2 separate regions of the Homo sapiens genome follow, and region 1 is linked to region 2. A link is a contact called in ENCODE Hi-C data. All regions are on one chromosome and are shown on one strand. Each heading gives the region's core, a stretch centred on a gene start or an enhancer-like site at or near the end of the contact. The rest is flanking DNA. Distances are from core to core; before and after follow the strand shown. Region 1 holds the start of ELL (elongation factor for RNA polymerase II). Region 2 holds the start of DDA1 (DET1 and DDB1 associated 1).

Region 1 (4,247 bases), core at 149-2,648, 1.2 Mb before region 2:
TGTGATGGGCGCCTGCAGTCCCAGCTACTACTCGGGAGGCTGAGGCAGGAGAATTGCTTGAATCCAGGAGGCGGTGGTTGCAGTGAGCCGAGATCACACCACTGCACTCCAGCCTGGGCAAGGAAATCGAAACTCTGTCTAAAAACAAACAAACAAACAAAAACTGGGGGAGGTGGCTCACGCCTGTAATCCTAGCACTTTGGGAGGGCGAGGCGCGCGGATCACCTGAGGTCAGGAGTTCAAGACCAGCCTGGTCAACATGGTGAAACCCCATCTCTACTAAAATACAAAAATTAGCTGGGCATGATGGCGGGCGCCTGTAATCCCAGCTACTCGAGAGGCTGAGACAGGAGAATCGCTTGAATTCAGGAGACGATGGTTGCATTGAGCCGAGATAGCGCCACTGTTCTCCAGTCTGGGCTGATGAGCAAGACTCCGTCTCAAAAAAAAAAAAAAAGAAAAGAAAAGAAAATGGAAGTCTGGGCTTGGTGGCTCACTCCTGTAATCCTAGCATTTCAGCAGACCCAGACAAGGAGGATCAGTTTGAGTTCAGGAGGTCGAGGGTGCAGTGAGCCATGATGGCGCCATTGCACTCCAGCCTGGGCAACACAGCAAGACCCCTCAAAAAAAAATTAAAATAGGAAAATGAAGCTGGACTGCACCATCGCTCAGGGACTGTGGGGATGTAGGATTTTATCCTATTAAAAGTACTCATCTCATAAGAAAAAGTTTACCAGCTCCTCTTCCACCTACCGGTCCAGCACCTTCCCTGGGTGGAAGTCCCATCCACCCCGCCTAAGGGATGCCTTATGTGTCCAACCCAGCGTCCAACGCGCGCGCTCCGTTTACATAGCCACGCCCACCCTCCCGGCCCGCGGCGGGGCCTACCCACCCACGTGTTTCGAGCCGGCTCCGCCCCTCCACGCCCTCTCTGCGGCTTTCCACAGAAGCCAAAGACGGAAGACTGTAGAGATCTCATAAATAATGCATCACGTCAGCGGCTGTAGGGGCGGGGCTTTGACGCGCCTGGCTGGCTGAGTCAGGGTTATGTATAATACTATGGAGGCGGGGCCTGGAGGGGTGCGCGTGTTGAGGCGGAGTTCGTTCACGGAAGTGGCCACCCCTAGGGCCTGAAGAGGCGGGGCCATAAGTGCCTTATGAATATGCAACAACTTGGGGCGTTGACTGTGGGCCTTGTGGGGCCCTCATGGGGCGTGGCCAGGCGCGTCTCCTGAATAATGTAGTGCGCTGCCTGCCGGTGTGGCGGCGACTGTTGGTTTGGTCGGACTCGGGGGGCGTGGCCAGCCGCGTCTCATGAATAATGCAGCGCGTCAGCGGGCGGCGGGGCGGGGCGTGGCCGGCGTGGCGGCGCTGGAGCCGGGAAGGGGGCGCGGGGGAGAGATGGTCGCAAGATGGCGGCGCTGAAGGAGGATAGGAGCTACGGGCTGTCGTGCGGGCGGGTTAGCGACGGCAGCAAGGTGTCGGTGTTCCACGTGAAGCTCACCGACAGTGCCCTGAGGGCCTTCGAGAGCTACCGCGCCAGACAGGTGAGTGGCATGGCGCCCGGCGCGCCAGTGGGGAACGTCCGGACGCGGGCCGGCCTCGCGCTCCCCTCACTGAGGCGTCCGGGCTCGGAGACGCTAGGTCTGTGGTGCTGCTCGCGGGTCCCTGGGCCGGCGGGGCGCGGAGTGGGCGCCAGTCCGGCCTGGAGCGCTGAGAACCGCGTTCCTTCTCAGCACTAGGAGGCAATACAGGCGGGTGGCCCGGGGCTGCTGAGGGGCCCAGACTCGCGCGCCGGGCCCGGGGGGCGTCGGTGTCGGCACCTGGCGGCGTCCGGGGCCTTTCTGGCCTGCTGGGCACCTGGGCAGGGTCCAGTTTGCGCACCTGGCGGCGGGGCGAGGAGGCGGTGGGCCGCACGGTCCCGGCACCGTGATAGGGGGAAGCTGGGGGCTTTTCCATCTGGGGCCGGGGCAGCGCCGTTGGTGGGGGTGACTGTGTCTGTCCTCCTGGGAAGCAGCGATCGTCTGGGTGCCCGGCAGGGGGTGGTCAGCGAGGCACTTGTGGGGGTCTGTTCTGTCTGGGTGGAAGGCTTTGCAGCTGGGGGCTGGCTTTGACGCGTTCCGATGAAGCCACTCAGGTTGGGCCACTTTGGTTCTTGGGACGGGGAGTTTGGGCAGAAACTGACAGCTTGTCCCAGCTTTCTGCTCCCCTTACCCCCAGGTGACCCTCTCTCTCCGGAGAGAGGTTCCTTGGAGAGTGGAAGTGTTGGGGGCGGCTGTGATGTTATCCTCAGGGCACATGTAGGGGATCCCTGCCACCCAGGAGGAAGCTCTGGCTACCACATCTGGCCGCTGACTCTGGAACTTCTCAGAGGCCGATTTGGGCCCATCTGGGGGAAGTTTGAGGCGTTTCGGTTCTGCCACCTGGCTGGTGGTGGGGAGGGGAGGCTGCTGTGTATGTTCTCTTGGGCCTGACTTTGGGGCGCATCTGGGGCCGTGGTCAGAAACCTGCCTTTTTCATTTCTGTTTGTGTCATGGCCCCCCCTCCCCCCGTCTGTGCTGGGTCAGAAGTTGCAGATGACCAGTGGTCAGGTCCCGAGGGGAAGTGGTTTAGGAACCTTGTAACTCCTTTTCTGGAAATTGGGGGCTTCATTGCCCTAAAGGGAGTGGGGGTGGGTCTAGTCTCGGGCTCAGAGAGCCCTGCTCCCTGCGTGTGTGTGTGTTTGTGTATACTGTTGATGGTGGGGGTGGGGGGGTGCCGCGGGCGGGGGAGGAGGGAGACTAACTAGGAAGGAATGTGGCTTTCTTCCTGCCCCGAACTTGTTCAGCTCCATTAGCTAAGCCGAGAATTTCTTCCCCCTGTTTCGTTTCCACCACTCTCCCGGTGCCCACCCCTTCCGTGCTTCTTCCCATGTCTTTGGGCAATTTCCTCCCTGTCCCGGTGTCGCAGTTTTCCCCTTCATGGAATGAGGATTTCATTTTTTTTTGAAAGAGCAAGTTCGCACCTTGTCAAAAAGACTCCCCAAGATGAGGCTAAGGCGCCCCTGCAGGTGAGGAGGAGACAGTGGCAGCGACAGCAGCTGCTGGCCCATGACCAGCCAGAGCCTCTCTTCCTGGTAGAATTCTGGCCCTGGGTCTTTTTCCCTGAGCGATTCTGACTTGTCCTGCAGGAAGGCAGGCTTTCCTAGAAACAGCTGGGGGAGAGCTCGTGAGTCATATAACTACGATGGACTTGGTACCTGGTCACCACTGTCTTCTGTGCTTTAGGAACCAGGAGCTCCGCCTTCTCTCTGATGCTGCCCTCGCTTGCTTTTCAGTCCAGAAGGTCCGCCTGTGTGTCCACCTCATGCTGTCACACTGCTATTTTTACTTTAGGGTATTGGTTACATCCCCTCTCTAAGCTGGATCTTCCTCATGTTAGGGTGAAGGTAACTGTGGACTGTTAAACTCCTCTGGCTCGGAGCCCAGCTGTGTAGGGCAGTGTGTTGACCAGCCAGGAGGGGCTTCCTAGAAGAACTTTTCCAAGCCATCCAGAGCAACTTGGCTGGCTGGATTATATTTTGGGGTGATTCAAACTTGGATTTTTCTCAAAAAGCTGTCTGGTAATTTAAGTGGCTTGGCCACTTTCTTTCTTTCTTTCTTTCTTTTTTTTTTTTTTTTTTGAGATGGAGTTTCACTCTGCTGCCCAGGCTTCATTGAGGTGGCGCGATCCCGGCTCACTGCAGCTTCTGCCTCCCGGGTTCAAGCGATTCTCCTGCCTCAGCCTCCCGAGTAGCTGGGACTACAGGCACGTGCCACCACACCCGGCTAATTTTTGTATTTTTAGTAGAGACAGGGTTTTGCCATGTTGGCCAGGCTGGTCTTGAACTCCTGACCTCCAGTGATCCGTCCTTCTCAGCCTCTAAAAGTGCTGGGACTACAGGCATGAGCCACTGCTCCCAGCCAGCTTGGCTACTTTCGAATTTAATCTTGCCCATGGGGCAGTATAGTGGATGGACTTTTCTAAGGCACGGCAGCTCCGTGCTCTCTGTGGTTTTGGGTAGTGAGCTTGAGGAAGGTGGCTTGAAGAACTTGATTGTGTAACCAGAGAAATATACTGGTTATGGACAAACTCTCATGTGGACAACTCTATCACCCAGAAGCCAGAGTTTTGTATTCCTCGATGCTGTGGTTATATAGTTTGCCAATTGCAACTTGTGGAGAGGGCTTTTATTTTTAATTTCTTTTTTTTTTTTTTGAGACGGAGTC
Region 2 (4,052 bases), core at 741-3,240:
GGGGCCTCAGGGTGAGGAGGGGAGCCGCCAGGGTTCCTGGAGCATTTTATAGGCTAGAAAGTGGTATCATTTGATGCACATCTTTAAAAGCTCCTTCTGGCCGGGCGCAGTGGCTCACACCTGTACTCCCAGCACTTTGGGAGTCCGAAGCGGGTGGATCACAAGGTCAGGAGTTCAAGACCAGCCTGGCCAATATGGTGAAAACCTGTCTCTACTAGAAATACAAAAATTAGCCGGGCATGGTGGTGGGTCCCACCTACTTGGGAGGCTGAGGCAGGAGAATGGCTTGAACCCAGGAGGCGGAGGTTCCAGTGAGCCGAGATCATGCCACTGCACTCCAGCCTGGGCGACAGAGCAAGACTCCATCTCAAAAGAAAAAAAAAAAACAACCTCCTTCTCAGGCCCCATGCAGTGCCTCACACCTGTAATACCAGCACTTTGGGAGGCTGAGGCAGGATCACTTGAGCCCAGGAGTTTGAGACCAGCCTGGGCAACATAGGGAATCCCCATCTCTCCAAAAAGTACAAAAATGAGCCTGGTGTGGGGATCTCTTGAGCCTCCAGTCTGGGCGCCAGAGTGAGACCCTGACTCCAAAAAAAAAGTTCCTTCTGGTTCAGGTGAATTATGAACTGCCAAAGGGGTGAGAGCAAGGCTAGGAGACCAGGGAAGAAGCTGGGACAGGTATGCAGGTGGGAAGTGGCAGTACCTGCAACAGGGCATGAAGCCATGGATGAATTCAGGTGTGTTCAGAAGGCAGAGACAATCTAATCCACTTATGATTGGCTGTAGGGATGAGACTGTACCAAGGTATCAAGGACAACTCCCAGGCTTGGGGACCCGCACACTAGGAACCCACCTTCCCATTTCCTTCCTGAAAGGGAGTCTTCCTTTCATCCCCACCACATCCCAAGGACTGTGGATTGTGGGCTGGGACTCTGGGTCAGGGGACAAAGGAGACTTGAGGTATCTTGACCAAGCTTCCCATCACCCTTCCCAGCCCTCAGGATGCCAACTAATGGGGGTTGTGGAGAGGCTTTAGTTCCACTCTGAGGGTGGGTCACCATCCCACTTTTCAGGTGGGGAGACTGAACCCCGAAGAACCACCAGACCCAAATTCCAGGATGACTGAGGAACCCTGAAGGAATTTCAACCTTCCAACAGCCAGGTGGGGACGATCCACACTTCATAATGAGGGGACAGCTAGAAGAGAACGTCACTGGCCTCGAGTCACCCAGCTCATCTGTTGAGCATTCACTATCCTGAGTCCTTTACGACGTCAGTTACCTAAATTGTCACCACCCTAAGAGGTTCAGACTACTGCTACCCTCATTTCACAGGGACAATCCATGCGGATCGGAGATAAAAGTTTTTCATTCTTAGAGGCGGGTAAGGGCCCAGAATGGTGGAGGTGGGGTCAGGGCCCGGGGAACCGGGACAATCGGCGATGTCGCACTTCCTTTGGCGACAAAGCCCTGCATATCGCGGTGCCAAGCCCCCTCCCCCGCCCCGGGGCCCAGGCCGGCCTCCCAAATTCTCCTGAACTGAAGAGATCCAGGTCCGGCGTGCTGAGAACGAGGCCAGACCAGGGGGTCTTACGGGACCCCATCCCCACCCCAGACGATTTCCGGGGGGAGCCGCAACCCGGAAATGAATGAGTTGTCAGGGCTTGGTATCCTGGATGGGGTCAGGGGTCGGAGAAGGAGTGGCAGTGGGATCAGCAGGAAGCTCTCGGTAGGGTCCGGGGGTCGAAGGTCACAGGTGAGTGGGAGGGGCGGGCCGGACCTGAGGGGACCGGGCAGAACGGAGAGGGGCCTAGGGGGATACTAGAGGTGGGTGGGACCACAGCGCCATTTTGTCTAGCAGAGGGGGAGTGGGGGCCTGGAGGCCATCCTCACCATCTTCTGTTTCCTCCGTCGCCGCCTCGGCCGCCGCCTCAGCCTCCACCGCCGCCACCAGAGCCGCCTTCTTAGCCGCCGCCTCACAGTAACTTCCAGCCACGGCACAGCCCACACTGATGGCGCCACCACCTCCCTGTCATTGGTGTGCAGTCTAGCCCCGCCCCCACATAGGAGCGCTTTGCACGCTTCCATTGGCCGCATCCAGCTAACTCATGCGCCCATTGGTTGCCACGCCTCCTCCCATTGTGGTCAAGTTCGGTTGAAGAAGCAAAGCACCTCCCGGTACTTGGAAGCAATGAAAGTGAGATCCGGAAGTGGGCGGAGGCCTCGGCCGCGAAGTCTCTTGGGAGCTGTAGTTTACAGCTCCGCGAGGCTCTCTAGAGCTTTTGTGTGTCTGTGTGTTTTTAAGATGCGAGGTTCGGCCGGGTGCGGTGGCTCACTCCTGTAATCTTAGCACTTTGGGAGGCCGAGGCGGGTAGATCGCCTGAGGTCAGCAGTTCGAGACCAGCCTGGCCAGCATGGTGAAACCCCATCTCTGCGCCTGTAATTCCAGCTAGTAGGGAGGCTGAGGCAGGAGAATCACTTGAACCCGGGAGGCGGAGGTTGCAGTGAGCCAAGATCGTGCCATTGCACTCCAGCCTGGGCAACAAGAGCGAAAATCAGTCTCAAAAAAAAAAAAAAAAAGCCAGCCGGGCGCAGTGGCTCACGCCTGTAATCCCAGCACTTTGGGAGGCCGACGCGGGTGGATCACGAGGTCAGGAGATCGAGACCGTCCTGGCTAACACGGTGAAACCACGTCTCTACTAAAAATACAAAAAATTAGCCGGGCGTGGTGGCGGACGCCTGTAGTCCCAGCTACTCCGGAGGCCGAAGCAGGACAACGGCGTGAACCGTGAGTGAGGCGGATCTTGCAGTGAGCTGAGATCGCGCCACTGCACTCCAGCCTGGCGGACAGAGGGAGACTCTGTCTCAAAAAAAAAAAGGCGGGGCACGGTGGCTCACGCCTGTAATCCCAGCAATCCCAGCACTTTGGGAAGCCGAGGCGGGCGGATCACGAGGTCAGGAGTTTGAGACCAGCCTGGCCAACATGGTGAAACCCCATCTCTACTAAAATACAAAAATTAGCCGGGCGTGGTGGCGGGCGCCTGTCATCCCAGCTACTCAAGAGGCTGAGGCAGGAGAATCGCTTAAAACCAGAAGGCGGAGGTGTCAGTCAGCCGAGATTAAGCCACTACAGTCCAGTCTGGGCAACAAGAGCTAAACTCCCTCTCAAAAGAAAAAAAAAAAAAAGACACAGGGGTCTTGCTATGTTTCCCAAGCTGGTCTCGAACTTCTGGCCTCAAGCAATCCTCCAGACTTGGCTTCCCAAAGTTCTGGGAGCCATCGTGCCGGCATCTTCTTGTGTTTATTACGTTTTTAAAGCAGCCCTAGAAGATAAGAACCATAACACTCCCTAGCTCCTCCTCGACACCGTCTTGCTCAACCACCTCCCGTAACTCCCTAGTATTCAATCCCACCTCCTTGGCCCCATTTATGGGCACCTGCGGTCTTCATTGCCCACCTGTGTCCTCACCTCTAACCAATTCCTTCTATGTCTGGGCTCTCCCAGACCTTGCCATTTCCTCCAAGACTTCCCTGACTGCATTCTTCAAAAAGGCAAGTCAGGTACCTTCCCTGAAGTCCTACAGCCCTCACAATCCCCCTCCCAGCCCTGACACCTCTGTGTCCAAACTGCCTTCCTGACTTCCAGGGCAAAGAATGGGCACCCAGCACACAGCAATTGCACAGTGAAGTTGCTAAGTGGAAGCTACTAAGTATTATTACTCCAACAGCAACAGAGCAGAGGAGAAACCAGCACTGCATTTTATAGGCGACAAATGCACCTCACAGTGTTAAATTCTTGCTCAAAATCAAACATCCCCAAGGGACAAGTGGAAGATTCAAACTCCTTATGGGCTGGAGTTCAAGACCAGCCTGGTCAACATGGTGAAACTCCCCTCTACTAAAAATACATAAATTAGCTGGGCGTGGTGGCATGCACCTGTAATCCCAGCTACTTGGGAGGCTGAGGCACCAGAATTGCTTGAACCCAGGAGGCAGAGGTTGCAGTAAGCAGGGATCCGACAACTGCACTCCAGCCTGGGTGACAGAGCG

The links. A loop is a pair of places that touch in the nucleus more often than their neighbours do. Pooled maps may share reads with other maps.
Region 1: a map of CD8-positive, alpha-beta T cell shows a loop between it and region 2 (17-fold over the local background). The contact joins the promoter of ELL here to the promoter of DDA1 in region 2. A Hi-C loop is called at or near these places in 2 of 168 maps with a recorded cell type or tissue (CD8-positive, alpha-beta T cell and naive thymus-derived CD4-positive, alpha-beta T cell) and 9 of 50 pooled maps.

What each region holds. Positions count from the first base shown.
Region 1 is chr19:18,519,221-18,523,467 of GRCh38, reverse strand. ELL (elongation factor for RNA polymerase II) reads left to right here and starts at 1,398. Exons shown (of 12, transcript NM_006532.4): 1 at 1,398-1,547. The coding sequence starts at 1,413. RefSeq lists enhancers at 905-1,234, 1,378-1,893, 1,894-2,409 and silencers at 1,625-1,934, 2,665-2,714.
Region 2 is chr19:17,307,501-17,311,552 of GRCh38, reverse strand. DDA1 (DET1 and DDB1 associated 1) reads right to left here and starts at 1,990. Exons shown (of 5, transcript NM_024050.6): 1 at 1,896-1,990. The coding sequence starts at 1,898. RefSeq lists a silencer at 1,675-1,774 and enhancers at 1,562-2,125, 2,215-2,404, 2,126-2,687.